Regions from separate parts of the Homo sapiens genome. Here region 2 is linked to region 1. A link is a loop called in an ENCODE intact Hi-C map of the cell type or tissue named here. Cell type or tissue: pancreas. All regions are shown on one strand. Links, peaks and the distances in the headings refer to the core of each region. The heading gives the core; the rest is flanking DNA. Region 1 overlaps SH3PXD2A (SH3 and PX domains 2A). Region 2 overlaps SH3PXD2A (SH3 and PX domains 2A).

Evidence for each region. Peaks named below come from ENCODE experiments on the same cell type or tissue, not always from the same donor. Only the 100,000 strongest peaks of a DNase experiment are listed, where the experiment ranks them.
Region 2: a loop joins it to region 1, with 2.4 times the contacts of the local background. A loop is called at or near these places in 103 of 110 quality-filtered maps.

Annotation. Positions count from the first base shown.
Region 1 is chr10:103,835,273-103,846,769 of GRCh38, forward strand. All of the region lies in intron 1 of SH3PXD2A (SH3 and PX domains 2A), which reads right to left. Among named protein-coding and RNA genes, the nearest start is that of SH3PXD2A, 15 kb to the right of the region's middle. RefSeq lists an enhancer at 1-495. In pancreas, for the core only: no CTCF peak of the experiment used is centred there; DNase peaks (open chromatin) are centred at 5,329 and 9,032; H3K27ac peaks cover 4,090 bases.
Region 2 is chr10:103,719,123-103,730,619 of GRCh38, forward strand. SH3PXD2A (SH3 and PX domains 2A) reads right to left here. Exons shown (of 15, transcript NM_001394015.1): 5 at 5,148-5,239. Among named protein-coding and RNA genes, the nearest start is that of SH3PXD2A-AS1, 22 kb to the right of the region's middle. RefSeq lists an enhancer at 3,459-3,960. In pancreas, for the core only: no CTCF peak of the experiment used is centred there; no DNase peak of the experiment used is centred there.

The DNA.
Region 1 (11,497 bases), core at 1,838-9,837:
CCACTGCTCTGACGTGAGCTCGCAGGGGTGGGAGCAGCCAGGCAACTCGGGTGGCCCCATTGCCTCTGTCTGCCAAGAACTCACAATGACGAAATGTCCACCCGCGATCCCTTCCAGGAATCCAGACTGGGAAGGTCTGTTTCTCTGCCATTCCCTTATTCGAAGTGAAATCGCTTAGCAGACAACGATGGATCTGCATTGCCCCATCCTCACACACCTGGATATGGAATCTCCACACGGTGGAGAAATCAGACCATGTAAACAAACAGGTTGACAGATGCTCACAGGGTATGAAAACTAGACATAAAGTTCTTTACCCAGCTAGAATTTTCTACAGTCTCTTCTCCTGGAGGCCCAGGGGGGTGAACTCAAGGACGTCCTGGTCTTTTGGCCGCCCCCCCAACCCCTCACCAAGTCTTCGCTGATTTTCCAGTCTCCCGTGCAGCTCTACCCTCCTCTGGGTCACAACAACTTTTCCCTGAAGCAGGTCCTCACAGCACACCTGCACCACTCTATAGTTCATGCAGCCAGGCCTCAGAGCCTTCTGCTCCCTATACTTCCTCCTTGGCCTTCACTGAAGCCAGAAATCACGTTTCTAGAGCAAGTGCCCCAAGTGGAGAGGGAGGCCCCTTTCAGCATGAGCAAAGGCTTGGCTGAATCTCACCAAGCTCCCCCTTCACTGGACGAGGAACCAGCAAAGGATGGACTAAAGGCTGGTCAAATCCCAGTACCGCGTCTTCCTAGTTGTGTTACCTTGAGTGAGTGACTCAGCCTTTCTGATTCTCAGGCCCCTTATCTATAAAGGGGAGAAACACAGTCTCTTTTGAGAGCATGAAATGAGGTCTATGGGCACCTGCCTGGCACCAAAGAGGCAATGGAGGAAAAGATCAAAGGTGGTTATTGTAAGTATATGCAAAGATCTATGAGACCCTTTTATACTAAAATCTAAGTATTCTTGGACCCCCTAGCCTGATCATAGGGGGCTCTCAAGGATAAAAGATTGCCCCAGGAATATGCCAACAGCTTTTATTACACACACACACATCCTCCAGCACACACATGCACACACACACTGCACTCACAGCTACACACAGACATGTCCATACACACACAATACATCCCCAACACACACATTCCACACTCAAACCCACACACAGACACATCCATACACACATAACACATCCCCTAACACACACACTCCACAAACTCACACACAGACACATCCATACACACACAGCACATCCCCCAATACACACATTCCACCTTCAAACTCATATACAGACACATCCATACACACACAACACATCCAACACACACAGTCCACACTCAAACCCCCACACAGACATGTCCATACACATGCAACATTCCCCAACACACGAGTGCACACACACTCCACACTCACAGACATGTACACACACACACACACACACACACCCCTTCTTTTCTCCCTTTGTTTTCTTAAAGATGTTCTCACCATCTCTAAAAACACACTAGTGTCTCCACAATTTGAAACACCATCACAAGAAGCTTTCATGTTCATAATGTCCAATGCTCTGCCAACTAGCCCGATTTTACAGAGGGAATTTTACTACAAACAAGCAGAGCGTCTTGCTCATATATGTCACCTTGCACCTGGGCACAGGAGCCGGCAGCCCCTCTCCGTTTCCTTAGACACTTACTGATGCTGCTCCTCCCAGCCTGATGAGTGACGGATGAAGATATTAGATTTCTATTATCCCTAAGTCTCTCGTTTGTTTCCTGAGGCAAGTCTACATAAGGCCGGGTTCCCTTGTTTCCAAGGCCCGCCTATCGTGTTTGCACTGACTGAGCTCCTCCCTGGTGGGCCCCTAGAAGCTGTTGTACTTATCAAGTATTCTTCAGCCCTCTATTCTTTTACCTACTCAGGAAATTGCCCTCTTATTATCAAGAAGACCTCATCAAACAAGTTTCTTATCTGACTCCTCTCTAACGAGAAACCCATAAACCTCCAGACAGGCACCACCGGACAGGCAGCCTGGTGTGGGGACCTGGGAGTCCCAGACAGAGGTTTTCAGTCCTAGCTCTACCACTTGCTAGCAGGAGAAGTTTGCTATCCTAGTTGGGTTCTTCCTGAAGCCGACCCTAAGACAAGGCCTTGGATCCAGGCTGATAACTCCCATTCCCCACCACTTGAGGGTGGGTTCCAGGGATGACAATTAGCCCCCTACCTTCCCCAAGTCTTTCTCAGGTGCACCCACTTGGGCAGAGCAAGCTTCCCTGGGGCCATGGCCCAGGAGGGAGTGCTCACACAGACAGGTGAGGTGGGGAGCTGTCAGTGTGCTGGATGCCACAGCTGGGGCACTGCAGGTGAACTCAGGTGAGCCCAGGGGACGTGGGGCAGGCATCAACAGTGCCCACCATATTTCCAGGAGTCACGGACCCTCTCTGAGCCTTTCCTTGTCTGTGAAATAGGCAGGAGAACTGTAGCACTTCCCAGCAGCACCCCTCAGAGAAGTTGTGGATGTGAGGAGCTCTGCAAACTAGGACACACACAGTACCTGCAGAAGACACCGTCACCTGCTGCACCCACAGCCCTGCACAACTCAGGGCTGCTCTCGAGAGGAGAGTGCAGGAAAGAGTGGGAAAGGCCAGAGCCCACTGAGCCGCCTCTTGGGGCCCTCGCCAAGCCTCACAGCTGTTTGAACAGCCACCGTGAAGGAAAGTGACTACCGGATGCCTCATGGTGTCTCTGATTCTGCAGCCAACCAACAAGGGAGGCATGGGCATGGTTAGCTGCGGAAACTGAGCCCCCAGGGTGAAGGACTCCTCACAGAACTCAGCTAGGAAATCCCCTGCTGGCCTGAATCTTTACACTCGCCCTTCCTCTAGAACATGCCACAGGTTCCATCCAAGACACCTCTGTCACAAACACCATGTGGCCCTCTCAAGGGCTCTAAATATATACCTGTCAGGCCCCAGGGGCTCTGGGCTGATGGGAAGCAGACTCACCTGCGGTGTGGGTGCAAATCATGGCAGCAACATGGAGCACTAACTCTGCACCAGGCACCTTAGCAGGGCTTTTGCCATCATCGGCATTTAATCCTCCTAACGACCCTATGGGGAAGGTACTATTATCCTCATATTAACGGAAGAGGAAATCCAAGCACTGAGGGGGTAAGTGACTCACCCAAGGCCACACAGCAATAAATGGCACAGCTGAAATTTGAACTCAGGCAGTCTGGTTTCAGAACCCCCTCTCTGAACTACTTTGCTGCTTTCCTCTCTAAGGTTCAGACCATTCTCTTCACTAATGTGTCAGAAGGCAGCACCCCAAATGTTGGGAATGGAGCTACCATTGCCCTCTCTCCTTGGACAAGGACTGCCAAAGGCCAGGGAGGCAAAACAGCACAGGCAGCCACCTCTCCTACAGGACCAGGCTCCTGGGGAGACCGTGTAACAGCTCGGTCCTAAGTGGGGGATCTTTACCAGGCATCGGTGTGCCCACGGCGGCATCTGGCACTGTGGCCCAACACAATCAGGGCCAATGACTTTTTTTTCTTTTTGAGAATAAAGATTTTTCCATTTGGATGTTCTAATGGGGGTTCCCAGTACAATCTTTCCAAAATGGAGAGAAAAAGCAAGGAAAAGCCAAAGACAGCAAGAGTTTCCCAGAGCACAGAGCCAGGAAGAGGCCAAAATGAGCTGGCCCCAGCTGCCAGCCCACAGGGAGGGTGTCCAGAACATCAACATACATACAGACCTAGAAGAACGTCTTGGGGCGTGCACATCAGCACAGATAAATGGTCAACCCCGCGTGGGATCTGCTCACCAGCTCTGAAGGCGGCCCTTGGCTGTGGACATAATCTTCTTTCCATTTCTTACATTACATCAGCAGAACCACTAGCAAGTAGAATAGAAATCCCAACTCTCTTTTTTCATGCCTCCAGCCTCCTTCATCACTAGTTCCACCAACACCCCTACACCCTGAAGTGGAAGTTCTAATCACAGGTTCGACACGAGGCCAAGCAAATTAGCTCGGTAGTACAGACCCAAAAGTCAGGTCAGGAGAACAGCAATTGTGTCAGCTCTGAACATGCACATGCGAAGGATTCTTTCAGGGGATGCTCCGCCTTCTCTGACGGAGAGCATATGCTATTCCAGTCACTGAGCTCTTGCTCTGTGCCTGGCAGTGTTTTGAGTGTTTTCTGTTTTACGTTAATTAACCCGTGCCATCCTCATCACCAGCCTGAGAGATGCTTTTATTATCAACGTTTTACAGATGAGAAAACCGAGGTGCAGAAAGCTGCAGCCCCTCCCCCAAGGCCACACAGCCCCTCCCCCAAGCCCACACAGCCCCACCCCCAAGGCCACGCAGCCCCTCCCCAGAGGCCACGCAGCCCCTGAGTGGCAAGGCTGGGATTCCCGTCAGGCAGTCGGCCTCCCACTGGCTGCCTCAACATAATCTCCACAACATCCCATGATACAGATACTAACAGCTGCCCTTACAGAGAAGGAAATTGAGGCTCAGCATTAAACTACCTCCCCAAAGTCACCAACTAAGCAGCCGAACCAGGGGGCAAATGGATGTCAGATTCTGGAGTCCGAGTTTGCAACCGCCATGCACACATGCCTCACTACAGGGCCGGAGAGGACAGTGCCAGTGGGCAGCCACCAGGCCTGGGAGAGGGCATGTTAGGGCACACCAGCTGGTCAGCAGGGCAGGCTCCGTAGGGCAAAGGTAAAGGGCTCCCAACGCCCAGTGCCATCAAATCAAAAAGGGCAAGGCCAGGCAAGAGCCCAGCGCTGCTGACAGACTGGCAGAGGCAGAAATGATGGCGCCAACAACAGCTGCTGTTTATTTTGGGGCCAGGGAAGAGAGGAAGGACTGGTTAGGACCCATCTCATTCCAACAATAAACTGAACAGGGCAGGGCGGGGAGGTTGCCCCGCTTCCAGCTAAAGCAACAGCCTGGCCACCTGTTGGGTTTCACTGAGTGGAATGGTCTAGGTGTCAAAAACATCTTGCCAGACACCCTAATCTAGCTTCCACCAATAAACACATCGCCACCCCGGCCCAGCCCCCTCCCCAGACCCATGTGCTGCACTTGTAAATGGCCCAGGAAGGCGGCCACATACACCAAGCCCACCCCCTGCAGTGTCAGGTTCCAGAAACAAATGGTTTTTCCTGTCTGGGAGAAGAAAGAGAAACTGCTCATACTGGCCACCCGTGGCTTTTGTTCCCTCACCCTGACACTTGTTAACACCTAATGACAAGTGTCCTGAACGTAAGGTCTACAGACAGCCACCCTGGGCTGCAGCAAGGCTGGCTGGCGGGATTCCCGGAAGGCCAGGAAACAAGAGGTTTCGCGAAGGACTCTGGAGTCCCGCTGCCTGGCTCTGAACCCGGCTCTGCCCCTTCCTAGCTTGTGACCATTGGTAAATGCATCTCATGCATCTCTCTCTGCCTCTGTTCTCTCTGAGTAATGGAAGGACCATAATAGTGCTTTTCTCATAGTCTGTTGCAAGGATTAAATGAGTGATGTGCTTAGTGGCGGGCACATCGTTCATGCTGCTGTTGTTACGGTTGTTATTGTTATGTAGCCTTAGGGTTTCCTTCTCACTGTGAACAATGGAAGACAGTTTCCCTGGATGTTACACACAGCATTTAGGCTCCCAGGTTAGCCTATGCTGTAGGTGAACTAGAGATATCTGGTTGTCAGGGATACAAATCTACTCTGAGGATGAGAAAAGTTTTGGTGGGCTGACTTGAGAATCTTAACACCATTTACGATACAATACTGATAGGAACATGTGTTTTGAGTTTCTAACAACTAACTTCAGCAACTGTAAGTTAGAAGCTTCAGTAAAAATAGGAGTATGAGGTCGGAGGGGAAGGGGCTTTAGTAGAATGAAGCCTTTGTCCAGGGATTTATCACACTGATCCAGGACGCACCATGATCCAGACCCTCTGCTAGCATGAGGAGGGGGCGTTAAAGATGAAAGGATGTGGTCGCTGCTTTTGCAGGAATTCACGCCCCTACCTGCCTCCTGGCTCCCAGCTGGAGCACTGCTTTCAACACAGCACCTTGCACACAGTAGGCACAAAAATAATGTTCAGCCAGTGAAGCTTCCTGGTGTGTACCCTGCCTTTGGGGCCCTGGAGTTCCTACCCATGACGCTGCTGATGGAGACTGTGTTTCCCCAGGAGGTCTCTTTTAAAGGGGGTCAGGGTCAAACCCCAAGCAGTCCTTGAAGCCACCTCTCTGGCAGTGTTTTGGCCAGTTTCAGTCTCCATTAGGTCATCATGAGGCCTCACTGCTGAGCAGAGCATGCTGTGCAGGGTGGGGAGGGATACAAGGCTCAACGTGACCCTTTTCCCTATCTGACCCCATGACCTGCTGCTCTCCCCTCTCTCACTCCACTCAGGCCACACCAGCCACCTCGGGGCCTTGGCACCTGTTGTTCCCTCTCCCTCAACCACTTTCCCCCAGATAGCCACAGGGCTCACTTCCTCACCTCCCTCAAGTCTTACTCAAAAGCCACCTCTACAGTGGGGCTGTCCTTGGCCACCCTCTATAAAATAGCACAGCAAGGCCGGGTGCAGTGGCTCACGCCTGTAATCCCAGCACTCTGGGAGGCCGAGACGGGTGGATCACGAGGTCAGGAGATCAAGACCATCCTGGCCAACATGGTGAAATCCTGTCTCCACTAAAAATACAAAAAAATTAGCTGGGTGTGGTGGCGGGTGCCTGTAGTCCCAGCTACTCGGGAGGCTGAGGCAGGAGAATGGCGTGAACCCGGGAGGTGGAGCTTGCAGTGAGCCGAGATCGCACCACTACACTGCAGCCTGGGCGACAGAGCGAGACTCCGTCTCAAAAAAAAAAAAAAAAAAAGCACAGCAACTCCCACCATCACCAACATGCCTGTCTCCCTCACCTGGCTTTAGTTTTCCCTACGCCATTCAACCCCCATCTCATACACTATGTTTTTGACCTATTTTGTTATTGTATTCTTATTTTTAAATGATATATAATAGTTATACAAATTTTGGGGGTACCTGTGATAATTTGATACCTGTATACAATGTGTAATAATCAAATCGGGGTCATGGGGATATCCATCACCTCAAACACTTATCTTTTATTTGTACTGGGAACATTCCAGTTCTTCTAGTTACTGTAAAATATGCAATAGATTATTGTTAACTACAATTTCCTTACTGTACTATCAAATACTAAAACGTATTATTTCTACCCAACTGTATTTTTGTATTCATTAATCAACCTCTCTTTATTCCTCCCACCTGGCCTCTGGTAGCCGCCATTCTACTCTTCACTACCTCTGTGAGATCTACTCTTTTTAGCTCTCACCTATGAGTGAGGACAGCAATATTCGTCTTTCCGTCTTTCCGCACCTGGCTTATTTCACTTAACATAATGACCTCCAGTTCCATCCACGTTGCTGCAAATGACAGGGTGTCATTTGTTTGTTTATTGTTTCCTTTCCCACACCAGAATGTAAGCTCTAAACGGGCAGGGATTTTTATCTGCCCTGCTGTGTTCCCAGCGCTTGACACATAGTAAACATTCAAATATTGACTGAATGAAACAATGAATGAATGAATATGAGTAAGTATCAGCTTGCCAAAGGCTGAACAATCCAAGGTCATTCTTGGTAAGTGTTAAATGAGAGGTAAAACAGTTAACATTATAAAAATTCGTAGACTGGAAATGTCATTTTAAGATGAGAGGTCAGGGAAGCTTCCAGGAGATGGCAGAAACTGAGCAAAATCAAGAAGGATGATAACGCTGGTGATAGCAATAGTGCCGTTTATGGAACAGTTATCATATGAGTAACAACCATATGGGTTAGGTAGTAGTATTATTATACCCATTTTACTTAGGAAACTGAGGCCCAGGAGGTGAAGAAACTTGGCCAAGTGAAACAAGCTAATGAGTGGCAGGGCTGTGATTCATAGCCAGCTTCAGAGCCACAGCCCATGACAGCAGCTGCCGATGCTCTGCCCCTATCCTCTTGCCCTCAACTTCCAACTGCTGGCACCCAAGTCCCTCTCTTAGTGCTTACTCTGGTTTCCAGAGCCTGGTTTTGCCTAAGCAAGCATGGGGCTGAAAATACCAGGAACTTAAACTCCTCCATGCTCCCTACCACAGTGCCATGCTATCCACCATCCCCAAGAGGAGGATGTGGAGACTGGCAGCTGAACCCTCTGAAGGGCCAGGCCTTCAAAAGTGGCCCTGGGCAAGAGTTCAAGGGGAATACAAATTTGAACCTGCAAATAGAGGCCAGACCTTGGCACAGATCTGTTCCTATAGCAAGCTTGTTATCATATCTTAACATCCGCTCCAACCACATCATGTTTTCAGGGAGGGGCTCAGAGGGAGGGTCACATGGGCAGGTGACCTGGGGTTTAATTCAGCCCTTTGGGGTTTTATCCAGGACCTATGTGACGAGCTCCCTAGCTCCCCATCCCCTAGGGAAGCTGTCAGATAAAGCCGTCGGGCTTTGTTCCTGAAGAGATCTGGGATGCAACCCTGGCTCCCACTGTTGCTGCCAGTGATGGGGCAAGATGCTGCACCTCCCTGAGCCTCAGTTTCCTCCCCTATAAAACACAGATGATGACCAGGGTTTGCTGTGGGGATTAAATGAGACAAGTGCCTGCATCTAAAATGGACTCCACCCATACATTCTCTAACCTGACATCCCCACTTCCCCTGCCTGGGAGCTGCCACGTTCAGAAATAACAAAAAACATGAGGCTGCTTGCTTCAAGTTGCCAATGAGTGATGACTAAAGTCAGTAATTAATCCCAGCTTGAGACCAAAGTGCAGACATTGTTCTATTACGGACCTTAACTCTGCAAGAGAAGCATCAGTTTGCCAGCCCACTGAGGCTCTGACCAGCAGAAATCCCTGGGCTGCCACCTCTGGGAATCTCACACTCATCAAGAAGTGATTCTATCCCTTCTGGGTGCCAGGCACTGCGCTGAGGGCTCAACTAATCTGTTCCAGCCCAGGAGGCAGAATTCAGGACAGAGTTTCACCCTCTCGGAGCTCCACTGCCAGCCCCATGCCAGGCCGGCCAGGCCTCCTCCTCTGTTGTTACAGAGAGAAATTCTCCCACACAGGCAAGTCCCTTAAAATAGCCTTTTGGGTCTGGGCCATCAGGAAATGGGATAACGCTGGGTCAGAATTGGGCCTATCATGAAAGAGTTTACAAAGCAGTCACTTCAAAGGACAGGGACAATCCCTATATGCTCTGAACACTTAGATGGGCAAAAGCAACCAGGGCAAGTTCCCCATGAGGAGCACCTTCTCACAGAAGCCCCTGTAGCCCTGGGTGCCCTGAAAAGGGACCAAGTGTGTAAGACACAGTGATGGTGTAGAACCAGGCGCAGGCTGGGGAAGGGGAGGGAGGTCACATCTGCCTGGGTTTGTGCTTTCTTAACAATGCTACCTGCACTCTCCAAACCTCAGGTTCCATATGAGTCAAATGGGGTTAAAAATGCATACCTTCATGGCCACCCTGGGGCCAGAGGTTATAAATCAAAGGCCATGCAATGCCTGGCACAAAATGGGAATTCAATATGTGGTAGCTGTGTCAGAGGCATGTGAACCAGAGCAACTCCATCTTGAATAAGGGCTGGGTAAAACAAGGCTGAAACCTACTGGGCTGCATTCCCAGATGTTTAGCCATTCTAAGTCACAGAATGAGACAGGAGGTCAGCAGAAGATACAGGTCATAAAGACCTTGCTGATAAAATAGTATGCAGTAGGCTGGGCGTGGTGGCTCACACCTGTAATCCCAGAACTTTGGGAGGCTGAGCCAGGCAGATCACCTGAGGTCAGGAGTTCGAGATCAGCCTGGCCAACACTGTGAAACCCCATCTCCACCAAAAAAAAAAAAACAAAAAATTAGCCGGGCATGGTGGTGTGCGCCTGTAATACCAGCTACTCGGGAAGCCGAGGCACGAGAATCACTTGAACCCAGGAAGTGGACGTTGCAGTGAGCCAAGATTGCGCCTCTGCACTCCAGCCTGGACGACAGAGCGAGACTTCATCTCAAAAAAAAAAAAAAAGAAAAAAGAAAAAGAAAAAGAAAAAAAGGGAAAACAGCATGCAGTAAAGAAGACGGCTAAAACCCACCAAAACCAAGATGGCAACGAGAGTGACCTCTGGTCATCCTGACTGCTATACTCCCACCAGCACCATGACAGTTTACAAATGCCATGGCAATGTCAGGAAGTTACCCTATATGGTCTCACAAGAGGAAGCATGAATAATACACCCCTGGTTTAGCATATCATCAGGAAATAACCATAAAAATGGGTAACCAGTGGCCCTCGGGGCTGCTCTGTCTATGGAGCAGCCATTCTTTTATTCCTTTACTTTCTTAATAAACTTGCCTTCACTTTACTCTATGGACTTGCCCTGAATTCTTTCTTGCTGGAGATCCAAGAACCCTCTCTGGGGGTCTGGATCGGGACCCCTTTCCTGTAACAGCTCTATGATGATGATGGTGATACAATACGTGCCAAGGTCTCCTTTAGTGAGAGTACGCCTCAAAAAAGGAAAACAACGTAGGTTCTCCATCAGGGACCACACAGTGATAGGCAAAAGTGCAAACCAGCCCACACTCCATCAATCCCTACCCCACCTGGTACACCCTGCAAGTTCATTCTCAACATGGGGCATTACTTCCATTCCTGACTCCCTGAAGTTGTGGTCAGATCAGGTAAGAGTGATCAGTTTCCAACAGGTCTAAAGTTCATGCTCCAGGGATCCCAGAAACAGGCTAAATTGTCCCACCCGCCCCACTGCATAATTTATGCTGCATTGACACACACACACAGAGTCTACCCCGACCCAGCCATGGGCCTCCGCCCAGGCTTGGGGAGGGTGGCTTCCTCGCCAGCCAAAGGGAAATGACAGCACAGGGACAGAGAAAGCAGCCCAGTGGAGTGGCAGAAACCACAGCTGTTTCCCCTTTGCTAACTCAGCCACTTAGATATCACTTCCTCCGCTCAGGTAACAGCAGGGAGAGATGGGACTGGGAATAACTCTGTCTTTTCCTGTTCACAAAAAAATGATTGGTTTGGAAAGAAGGAAAACCAGAGGCCGTTTTCTAGAAGAGATCTTCACTAAGAGCCTAAGTACTCCTGAGTCGACTCTGTCTATGAGGCTTCTCAGGAGAGGTGGCTGGGCAGGTGAACCTTGTTTAAAAATTCCCTGGGGTCAGGAACAACTCACTTTGTATAGCATCCCTGCCCTAGATAATTAAGAACCCAGACTGGGGGATCAAGGGACCTCCTCACACAGCTATCATCTCTGGGCTCAGTGCTTTCCAAAGCAGCTGTTATACCTGCCCTCCGCTCTGCAAGGCAAGCCTGAAAAGAAACAGTTGCACCATTTTCTAGATGGGCAAATGTAGTTCTAGAAGGGGGAGGTGACATGTGGAAGATCTCACGGCTTGAGGAGCCAACCAACTAGGCCTAAGGTGGAA
Region 2 (11,497 bases), core at 1,114-9,113, 120 kb before region 1:
ATAAGCCACCCAGGCTATGGTACTCTGTTCCAGCAGCCTGAACAGACTGACACACACCATCCTCAAAGGAAAACATCAAAGGGGCTGAGGCCGGTACCCACCTACTCTGGCTGGGGTGGAGGTGGGGAGCGGGTGCTGACGAGGTTGGGAAGGCGTAGTGGGTGTGAGCTGAGTGATGGGTTGGGTCAGGGCTGTGGTTAGAACCGTAGGTCTGGGGCCAGCCAGCCTGGCTTGGATCTTGGCCCTGCACCTGCCAGTTGGGTGACTTCAGGTGAGTGGCTTCATGTCCCTGAGCCTTCAGCTCCTTGGTAAAATCATGTCACAGTCGTACTTACCATGTAAGACCATAGTGAGGGCTGAATGACAACAATCATTCATCCAACAGAGACCCTCTGAGACCCTGCTCTGGGACATGCACTGTTCTGGGTGCTGGGGATACAGCTGTGAACAGAACAAAGACAAGTTCATACTCTCCTGGAGCCTGTGTTCTAGTGGGAGGGGCCAACAATAAACACAGCAAGCGTCTTAGTCTGTTCAGGCTGTTATAACAGAGTACCTTCTTACACTAGGTAATTTCTTTTTCTTTTTTTTTTTCTTTCTTTTTTTTTTTTTTTTTGAGATGGAGTCTTGCTCTGTCACCCAGCTGGAGTGCAGTGGTGCGATCTCGGCTCACTGCAACCTCCACCTTCTGGGTTCAAGCAATTCTCCTGTCTCAGCCTCCCAAGTAGCTGGGATTACAGGCACGTGCCACCACGCCTGGCTAATTTTTGTATTTTTAGCAGAAATGGGGTTTTGCCATGTTGGCCAGGCTGATTTCAAAGTCCTGACCTCAGGTGATCCACCCGCCTTGGGCTCCCAAAGTGCTGGGATTACAGGCGTGAGCCACCGTGCCCGGCCACACTAGGTAATTTCTTAAAAACAGAAATTTATTGCTCACAGTTCTGGAGGCTGTAAAGTCCAAGATCAAGGTGTCAGCAGATTTGGTGTCTGGTGAAGGCTGGTTCCCCACAGATGGCGCACTCTAGCTGTGTCCTGCCATGGCAGAAGGGGCAAATGCTGTGTCCTCACATGATGGAAGGGGCAAGGGCCTTGCTGGAGCCTCTTTCATAAGGGCGCAAATCCCATTATCCTTCCGTGTGAGGAGGCAAAACCACCATGGCTGCTCTGTGCCAGGCTCATCAAAGGTGTCCATGAAGAACATCCTTTCTGTGCAGGGCCAGTGGTCTGGAAGAGCAACCACTAACTGACCGGAGATGGGTCTGGCTCTCCGCCTGCAGAAGCCAGCGAGTGGCCTGGGATCAAAGCCGAGGCGCTCAGGCCTGCTGCCCACCTCCCCCACTGAGTCTGGGCTGTGACAGACCTTGTCTTCTCTGGAAGATGGAAAGGGAAGACGGTCCCCCACCCCAGCCCCCATGAATTCTCAATGGACCCTGCAGCAGCACACTTGAAAGAAGCCAGGGGTTATCTACAAAATTCCAATTAAATCCACAGGCTTTGATAATTTGATAAGCCACTCCACAGTCGCCCCAGAGTCAAAATATGCTGTTACTCGATCCCGTGTTTATGTTCTAGGCTGGAGGGAAGGGAGGTGCACAGTCGCCTGGAAAGGTCCAAACAGCCGGAGAGGGAGGAGGTGCAGGCACTAGGCTGACACGTCGGCAGCCTGTCAGCCGAGGGTCATGGACAAGCTCTGGCTCTTTTGTGGCAGGCACACTCTGCAGGGGAACACAGGTCTCTCTTGGTGGGTCCTGGAGGCGGAGCAGAGACAGGGCCGGGCCCGGGGAGGGGGAGCCCCTCAGAACTGCCTGGCCACAGCTGAGCTCACTTCCTGAGCCTCAGACCTGTCTTGGGGCTGGAGGCATTCCTATTCCCAGGCCCATAACTTGCCAGACCAGTGGTGAACTGGCCCACGTGGCCAATACCACCTCAAGAAAGAGGCAGATAACCCCTGCTGGCCTGGTGATGGAGCGGCCAAATGCTTCACAGCCCCTCCCTGCAAAAGTCAGGTAGGGACGGAACGTGCACACATTCCATTCTGTTCCCCAGCCTTCCATGAACACAGGTGTGGAGCACTTCCTGTGCACCAGTAGCACCTGGCCGGGTTATTTGAGTAAACCCTCTTGACCAGCTCGTGAGTTCTGCATTATCTCATTTTAGGGGAACAGAAATGCAGAGACATTGAGCAAATGGCCAAAGATCACTGAGCCTTAAGTGGCAGGGCCTGGCCCCAGAGCCTGGCCCCACAAAGCCATGGCCTGCTGCCTCCCCAACAGCCAAGTGTCTTGCTGAGCCTGGTTTCCACTGTTCCTCAAGGGCCTCCTAGAGGTGGGCAAAAGGCTAACTTAATGCCATGAATGAAGTGAGGCCGACGGATTCAGCTGACTGGCAAAGAGCAGGTTTGGAGGCATGGATCACAGGCTGGGTCAGCTGCTTTTGTGGCGATACACCTGCTGCCTCCACCATCAACGATCCTGATCCTTTTCCCCCGTGGCCAGGCACACGATCACGGGGGATCCCAACAGCCACCCACGTAGGGAGGAGCATCTCCTCTCTCCCCATGCAAGGACAGAAAATGAGAGGCTTGGAGAGAACATCACAGCTGGGCAAGGGCGGGTCAGGTGAGGACCCAGGGATACTGCTGCCAGGCTCAGAGCCTTCCCTTGCCCTGAGGCAAGGCAAGGATGAAGAAGGAAGGGGCAGGAGCGCAGACAGGTGGGGACAGAAAGGAGATCCTGAGGAGCTTCAGGACCACAGTCCCCAAACCAGTGAAGCAGGTGGGAGAAACAGATGAATGTGGGCTTCTGCTTGCAACCTGGAAGTTCTGGGTTCAAATTCCCGCTCTAGCTGTGAGCTCCTGTTTTGTAATCTGTAATGTGGGGATAAGAATATACAAGCCCTGGCCGGGCGCAGTTGCTTATGCCTATAATCCCAGCACTTTAGGAGGCTGAGGCGGGTGGATCCACTTGAACTCAGGAGTTCGAGACCAACCTCGCCAACATGGTGAAACCCCGTCTCTACTAAAAATACAAAAATTAGCCAGGTATGGTAGCATGTGCCTGTAATCCCAGCTACCAGGGAGGCTGAGGTAAGGGAATTGCTTGAACCTGGGAGCCAAAAGTTGCAGTGAACCGAGATTGCTCCACTGCACTCCAGCCTGGGTGACAGAGCGAGACTCTGTCTCAAAAAAAAAAAAAAAAAGAATATACAAGCCCTGGTGCAAACCTCTCATCATCTGAGTTTCATGGATAACCCTTGGAGGTAGCAAAAACAGGGCTTAATCACTATTCCCTTTTTACAGATGGTTCCCTATTTCTCGCTATTCTTTCTTCTGAAATTTTACATTTTAAATTTTAATTTTTTGTAGAGACAAGGTCTCACTGTGTTGCCAGGACTGGTCTTGAACTCTTGGGCTCAAGAGATCCACCTGCCTTGGCTTCTCAAAGTGCTGGGATTACAGGTGTGAGCCAATATGCCTAGCTTTTTTTTTTTTTTTTTCAATCAGCTGAATTTAAGATTCATCCCTGTTTCTCTCTAAATGTAGAAACTTCGGCCAGCACTGAGCCACTAGGGACCACAGGAAGGCTTGGGGAAGTTACGAGGGATCTGCCTGGACATTACACAGCTAGTAGCAGCAGAACTGGGACGTGAACTCAATACTTTGCATCCTATACCCTGTGGCTTTCCACTGCTTCACGCTGTGAACCAAGCTACTGATAAGCTCCTGATGGTTCACAGTGCTTGTTTCTTGCCTGAGGCAGCCATCAGTGAAGATGGTCTTTGCTAGGCCAGGTGGGCCTCGGAGCTGCTTTTTCCTCCCTCGAAATGCCCAGGCTATTTCAGGCTATTAGTCTTTTAGCATGCGTGAAGACAGAAGGGTCCCTTTAGGCAGGACTGCCATGTATGGGTGTGCAGGCCACATATTCTACAACCTCATGGGCACATTCACAGAAAGTGCAGTGTGAATGGCACCTCCAGAGCCACGCAATGCTCACCCTCATCTTCAGGCTTTCTCCTCCCCATCACCAGGTTCCCCCTGCCTCTCCCCACCTGGCCCAGAGGGTTCCTGTGTCCTACTCTCTCCTTTCCCTCTGTAGTAGCCACCCCATCTGCCTCTCTCTCACCCATCCGGTACTTTAAGCTTCCAGGGGATAGCTATGGAGTGAGCTGATTCATCAGCATCCCCTTAAGTCCTCTCCCCAACCCTCTCTCTTACCCAACACCCCTCCCTGCCTTCTGCCCACCAGCTCCTGGGTGGGAGCTGAATTTTTCTCTCCAATGAGAACCTATGCTGGGGACTGCAGGTGAGCAGAATGCTCTGAGCAAGAGAGCATGGCCATCTGGATGGAGTCGGGTCCTGGGTGTGAGAAACCAGCATGGCTGAGTGGGCCATCTTTACCACCACCCACAGCATCCCAATTTCAGAGAGAAAAAAGACCTGCATGGTTCCCTGTTTCTCTCCAAACATGGAAACATTAGCCAGCACTGGGCCACTAGGAACCACAGACTTAGGTTCAGGTTTTGTCCTGTCTCCTATCAAACCATCTGCATGACTCTGGGGGAAAAGCACCTGACCTCACCGAGCCATGGTTTCCTCCTCTGTAAATAGGACTATTGAATATGGTAATGCCTATCATAAAATGCTATACATAAAAGATACTGGGTAAATTCATTATGATTTTTTATGATGATTATAAAATCTGTTGTAGCAGCCCAGGACTGCTGTTATTTGGCAGGTGAGTTTTCATCCTGGGCAGTGCACACTGGGACCTCTGCAGCCATAACAGCGAAGAGCAAGGACTGTGCTAGCCCTGAGTGGTCTCGATGGCATGACCATTATATTTTCTGTTATCTCATCTGCTCCTTGTAACAACCCTGTGAGCCAGAAAGAGTTTGTAGGAAAATCTGCTCCACAAATGCAGAGACACTCTTCCCTGCAGCCCTGGGGTAAAGGAAAATGAAGAGTGGGCTCTGGCACTAGGAGCCTGGGGAATAATGTCCCCCATTCCTTTGGACCACTGTTCTTTAGCCCGGCTGGCCCTGCTAGCTCACCTTCTGCTTGTGTTCCCACAGCCTCAGCCTCCCCAGGCTGGCCATTGCTTTAGCCCACGCCTCCCCAGCACACAGGAGAGGCCTGAGCTATTACTTACTCTTTTGGAGGGTTGACATCCTCGGGTCGAGCCTCGAAGAACCGGAAGACTTCGTCACACTGTGAGATGTGGGGGGGCAGCCGGACAAGTGCCTGTGGAGAGACAGGAAGAAAGGGCATTAGGTGTGATGAACTTGGGAACAGGAAAACCAAGACAGTGTCACCTTACACCAACAGTGACAGAGAGGCTCAAGAACTGAGCCATGGAAGACATGGTCAACCAGCCACCCACCTGTCCACCCAGAAAACTAATCAACAAATCAACCAATCAAATAACGAATCAAACAACCAACCTTCCTTCCTTCCCTCCCTCTTTCTATCCATTTCTCTCAACTAACTAGCCAGCCAACTAACTGACCAACTAACCAACCAGCCAATTAATCAACAAACCAACAAGACAACAACAAGAAAACCCCTAACCAGTTATCCAATCAACCTACCCATCAACCATCCAGTCAACCAACCAACCAACCAACCAACCATCCAACCAGCCAGTCAACCAACTAAACAACTGACTTAAACAAAAAAAAAAAGACCACTGAACCCTGGAACCCTGGGTCTTAGGGTCCTCAGGAGCTAATCATTCTGCAGGAACCCTGAGGGAATTCCCTTCTGCACACAGAATAAGTCCAAGATCCATAACCTAACAGTCCAAGGTCACGTCCTCCCAGCCTTGTCTTCCACTAGCCACGCTCCAGCTGCACCAGGCATTCACACTCCCTAAACACTGACCACAAAATTAATTATTTCATGACAAGTTGATAATTGCTGCCAAGGACAACAAAGCACTATGATGGAGTTTGATAGAACCCAAGAAGATGTGGAAGATGGGGAGCCAGTGTTTCAGGAAGGACTCTTTAAAGCTAAGTTCTGAAGGATGGATAACAATTAACTGGTCAAGGTGGAGGTGGAGCGATCAAGCATGTTGGTTTCAGGAGATGAATGAAGGCCAGTGCGGCCTGAGGACCCAGAGCAAGGGAGAGGGGCCATAGGAGGTGGGCAGGGGCATGACTAGCAGGGCCTTGTTTTAGGCCAAGCTGAGGATGCCTGGAGAAACAATGTAAACTGAAGAGTGTGGAAAGGTTTCTTAGAAGAGTGGGCAGGAGCACGGCTTGTGGAGTTTGCAGGGTTTGGACAAGCAGAGAGGAGGAGTGGGCATTCTATGGGAAACAGTAGTCATGGCAAGTGCGTGGGCCAGCTGTGAGCCTGTCATCCAGGCATGGGGAGAGTCTGCAGCTGGAAAGTGAGGCACTAGGTCAGGAGGTAGTCAGAGTTAGGCCAGGCGTGGTGGCTCATGCCGGTAATCCCAGCACTTTGGGAGGCCGAGGTGGGCAGATCACTTGAGGTCAGGAGTTGGAGACCAGCCTGGCCAACATGGAGAAACCCCGTCTCTACGAAAAATACAAAAATTAGCCAGTGTGGTGGAGGGCGCCTGTAATGCCAGCTACTCGGGAGGCTGATGCAGGAGGAGAATCGCTTGAACCCAGGAGGCAGAGGCTGCAGTGAGCCAAGATCGTGCCACTGCACCCCAGCCTGGGCAACAGAGCAAGACTCTGTCTCAAAAAAATATAAATAAATAAAATAAAAATAAAAATAAATAAAATAAAATAAAACAAAATAAAATAAAAAGAAGGCAGTCAGAGTTCATGCTGCACACCAGCACGCAGGACCCTGACCTGGCCCAGTCCGACATGGAGGGGTTGGGGGTGTAGGGTGAGGCCGGGTGTAGCCCCGTTTTCTGGGCCCCTCAATTTAGTATGGGGAGAAATACTGGGGCAAGGAAGGATCCCCTGGTCCAAACAGACAGGAGAGAACACTACCAAAGCAGAGCTGAGGGACGGGGACAGGGAGCCGAGGGCTAGAGCCAGGAGAAGACAGGAAAACCCAGGACTGGAGGAGTCAACAAACACAGGGTTTGTGAGAAACTCCTGATGAGACCTGGTCTATAAGACAGGACCCTGTCCCATACCCCTGCCTCCTGAAACCTCACACACCACGACCAGCTTCAGATGCAAGGCCTAGATCCAGTGGCTCCTGGGCCAAGTACAGTAAGTCTGTGAGTGTCGTTCCAGGAAATTCTCATGAGGGTCGTCCTCATGAGGGCACAATTCCCATCCCCATACTACGGGTGAGGAGACAGAGGTGCAGGGAGACATGTGGCCTGCCCACAGGCACCCACGGAGGGTGGGAAAGACTCACTGGAAGGTAAGCTCCATGCAGGCGCGATTTTAGTCTGTTTGGTTGATTTCTGTGTCCCCAGATCCTAGTAGAGTACCTGACAGAGCAGGCACTTGATTTATATTTGTTTAAAGAAATGAATGAAAAATGGATAAGGTAGTGAAGGTTTCCATGTCTATAAGCCCAATATCCAGTAGCTATGGGACATGATAGTGGGGCAAAAAACCCACATATAATCTTAGGTTGCATCTATAGAATTATAATATTGAGGAAGAGGAAAGTAATGGTTTAGTTATTCTCTGAGCTAGTTAGATAACAATTGAAGTGTGCCATCTAGCACCAGGCATCCTATCAAGATGGGCCCTTCTCGATGCCAAACCCACACCCAGGCAAGATGAGGTAAGACCAGACCATGGCAGATAAGAGAGCATGATGTAACCCTCAGTCATTCCTTTCAGGGGTCATGGCTCTCCAAGGGTCTCTGAAATAACACATCTCCATCAACAGGCAAAAAACAGAAAAGGAAAATTAACATTAAATGAGCAGCTATGTGTCAGGCCCTATCCTTGGCCCCTTGACTCCTCCAGTCATCCACCAAACAGTGAGGGCTTTGCAGTGTGTGCTGCATATGGGGCTGTGCCTGGTTTTACAGGGATGAGAGAGAGCAAATCTAATGACATGTCACCCCATTTTGTCCTGGAGGTAGACATCATTGCCTCCACATACGATGGGGACACTGAGGCTGCTGGGGGTGAAGCCATAAGTGAGGAAAGGGGCAGAATCCAGCCCCAAGCTGTGAAGGTCAGATGGGTGGAGCATGCCTCCAGAATATTCAAGTTCTCATTTAACGCACACTGTCCATGCTGTGTTCTCCTTGGGAAGGGTAGAAGGAAAAGGAAATGAAAAACTGAGGAAAGAGAGAGACAGACAGGGAGCAAGAGGGAGGGAGAGAAAGTCAGGGAGGACAGGGGGCCCCAGGAGAGAGTGCCAATGGGGTCGGGATGGGCAGAAGGCAGGAGGAAACCATTACCAGGGATCCCGGCTCTGTGCAAAGTCATTGCCGGGTGACCACCCTGAAAGGGAGAAGGAGGGACGCAGGGCAGGAGAGGGCGGGTTTCAGCGGCCCACAGCACTAGTGCCCTCCCCGCTCAGTGTGCTGCCACTCACCCTAAGCACAGACCCTGGCCAGCCATGGCTCACCCAGCCCTGGCAGGGAACAGAGGGGCTCTTCATGCCGACAGAGACCCACATTCCGGAGGCAGAGGACGCGTGGGCCACGAGGGCCTCAGACAAAGAGGCCTTTTGGTGGAACAACCGCAGCATCTTTATTTAACGGGGAGCCCTGAGGGGAGCCGCGTGGAGGGCTCGTCCTGATTTCAGGCTGACAAGAGGCTCTCAGCCCAGAGCAGCTTCCATCAGAGCTGCTGCCAAAGCTCAGCTCTGGCCAAAATCATTTGGCAGGAGAGAGTGATGCTGAGCAGTGAGTCCCCGCAGCCTGGGCTGGTGATGATGGCCAGGGCCAGGGCACCCCCAAGCCCAGCCGTTGTGAGAAGAGCAGAGTAGGGGGCCAGATAATGGGCATATCAGGGTTAGCAACCCCAGCTTAGGTCTAAAATTCTGCCATGAGACATTCATGATGTATGCCACGTGGTGGTAAAGTCAGGGCCTCAGAGCCTCAGGGCCTCAGAGCCTCAGGACCTCAGGGCTGCAGGCAGATGCAGGTTTGGGTCCTGGCTCTGCCATTTATGGGCTGTGTGAGGCTGGATGCATTACCTGCCCTCTGAGCTCTGGGATGTGACGTGGCACCTACCTAGCTGTTAGGAAGTTAAGCGAGATGAATATGAGAAGCCGAGCACAGTGGCTGGTGAAGAGTACACTCAGTAAATGTGAGCCGTGATAACATTAGTGTCATCGCTGCCATTGTCATTCTTTAGGAGAAAGCAGTGATGAACACTTGAAAGAGCACTGGAATGGGAGACAGGAGTCAATTCTAGTTCCAGTTCTGCAGTTATATACTTGCTGTGTGACCTTAGGCAGCTCACTTCACCTCTCTGGTTGTCATTTCTTCCAAGATAAAATGGAATCCCGAAGTATGTCTCATGGAAGAACTCCCTGATGAGGTGAAATGAGCTCTGTGAGCACATGTGAAATCTGCCTTGAGGGTCCCCCCATCTTGGCCTTGGGGATCACCATGTTTGTTACCATCACAAAGCCTCTGAGAAATCCTGCAGGAAAGAAACCTGTAGAGCTTTGTACAAGCCAGCATTTACTACTACTAACAATATCCTGTAGGACTGTGTCATTTAATCAGCACATCAACTCTAAGAGGACAGTATGACTATGATTTCAGTTTTACAGAAGAAGAAACTAAAGCACAGAGAGTTTACATAATTCCCTGAGGCCTCACAGCTAGTAAGTAGCAAAGAGTTGTTTTTTTTGTTTGTTTGTTTGTTTTTTTTTTTTTGAGACAAAGTCTCACTCTGTCACCCAGGCTAGAGTGCAATGGCCCGATCTGAGCTCACTGCAGCCTCCCCCTCGCCGGGTTCAAGCGATTCTCCTGTCTCAGCCTCCTGAGTAGGTGGGATTTACAGGCACGTGCCACCACAGCAGGCTAATTTTTTGTATTTTTAGTAGAGACGGGGTTTCACCAAGTTGGCCAGGCTGATCTCGAACTCCTGACCTCAAGTAAGTGATCCACCTGCCTCGGCCTCCCAAAGTGCTGGGATTACAGGCATGAGCCATGGCGTCCGGCTGTAAGTAGCAAAATTTTGAATCAGGCTGAGTCCAGAGCCTATGCCCTGATCCACTCCCTCCTGCCTCTAGCTTTACCCACAGGTATTTGACTGCGGTGCTGATTTTCCAGACAACTCCTAGTGACGCCCTGTGGAACACAGCTGAGGCAAATCCAGGTTCAAGACATTCTGAAGTTTCTTCCAGCTCTAACTGTTAATAGCTCTAACTAAACAGCACCATCACCAGTGAATTCATTTGTCTGATCTATCAATCAATCTGATTGAGACTTTCTAATAGAGCTCAGGTGAGCTCAGAGGGTTCCGAAGGCCTCAGGTTGGAGAAGGGCTGAAATGAGTACGACTTTCTAGCCCTCAGGTTCTGGGGCAAGTGGGAGGAAGCATTGCCCTGCGGGGCTGCTGGAACTATGCAGGTCCCTGGAGAATGTCAGCTGAGCTGGCCTCAGTCCCCCTCCAACCCTGCCATTCTGTAAACCAGGGGTCAGTGAGCTGGCTGAGAGCAGATCTGCAGAAATGGCATGCAGGAAGGGGCTGGGGTAGTGGGTAACTGGGTCGCGGGGACTGGTAATGAGGTGCTGAAGAGCCATTCAGGTTTTGCCATCAGCTAGCCCTGCCAGTTTCCCCATTTCCAGTCCTAAACTGTCCTGCAGTCTCCAGCTCCTGCCCCTCAAGACCATTTCATGGGGGCCATGACATGAGCCACCACTTAGCACTGAGTGTCATCATGGCCAATGATGCAGGTGTAAACAAGGGAGAGGGTGGCTGCATTGTGTGTCTCTAAGACCTCCACTCAGCTATGGTGAGCACAAGTGTGGTCTTTGCACATGCAAGTGGCACAGGAGGGGGCCCCGGCAGACTGTGCTCAGGCCTTCTGCCTCGAAACGGTCATCCTCCACAGAGCCCACCACTCTGGGTAATGCCTGCGTCAGGACAAAGAGCAAAGCTGTGCATTTGGCAAAACACTACAGGTGCCCACTCTTTACACAGGATCAATTGCTTCTCTCTTTTCAGCAGCATCAGTTTCTTTTCTCGTTTCTTTTTTTTTTTTTTTTTTTGCTCCTTCCTGCACACTGATTTTTTTTGTTTTTTAATTTTTTTAAAGCATCAGTTTCTAATCCCTGGAAATCTTGTGGGTAAAAGCCCGGCCGCGCTGGGTGGAGTTGGAGGTGTGGCACAAGGGGGCTGGCATCCTGCCCCTCTGGCCTCCCACCTGTGTCCTTCCAGCCCCACCTCTGGGGCTGCCTCTAACCTGCTTGGACTGTTCTTTCTAGGTCACCATCTAGAAAGCTGGGGTCTCACTGAACTTCTGAGTTCAGAGTATTCAAAACACATGGGTTTTCTTTTTGAAGGATCTGAGCAGCGACTCCCCTTGAAATGTAAATGATGTCTAATTCTTGGTAGCAGTTTAAGCCATTTCACAAGG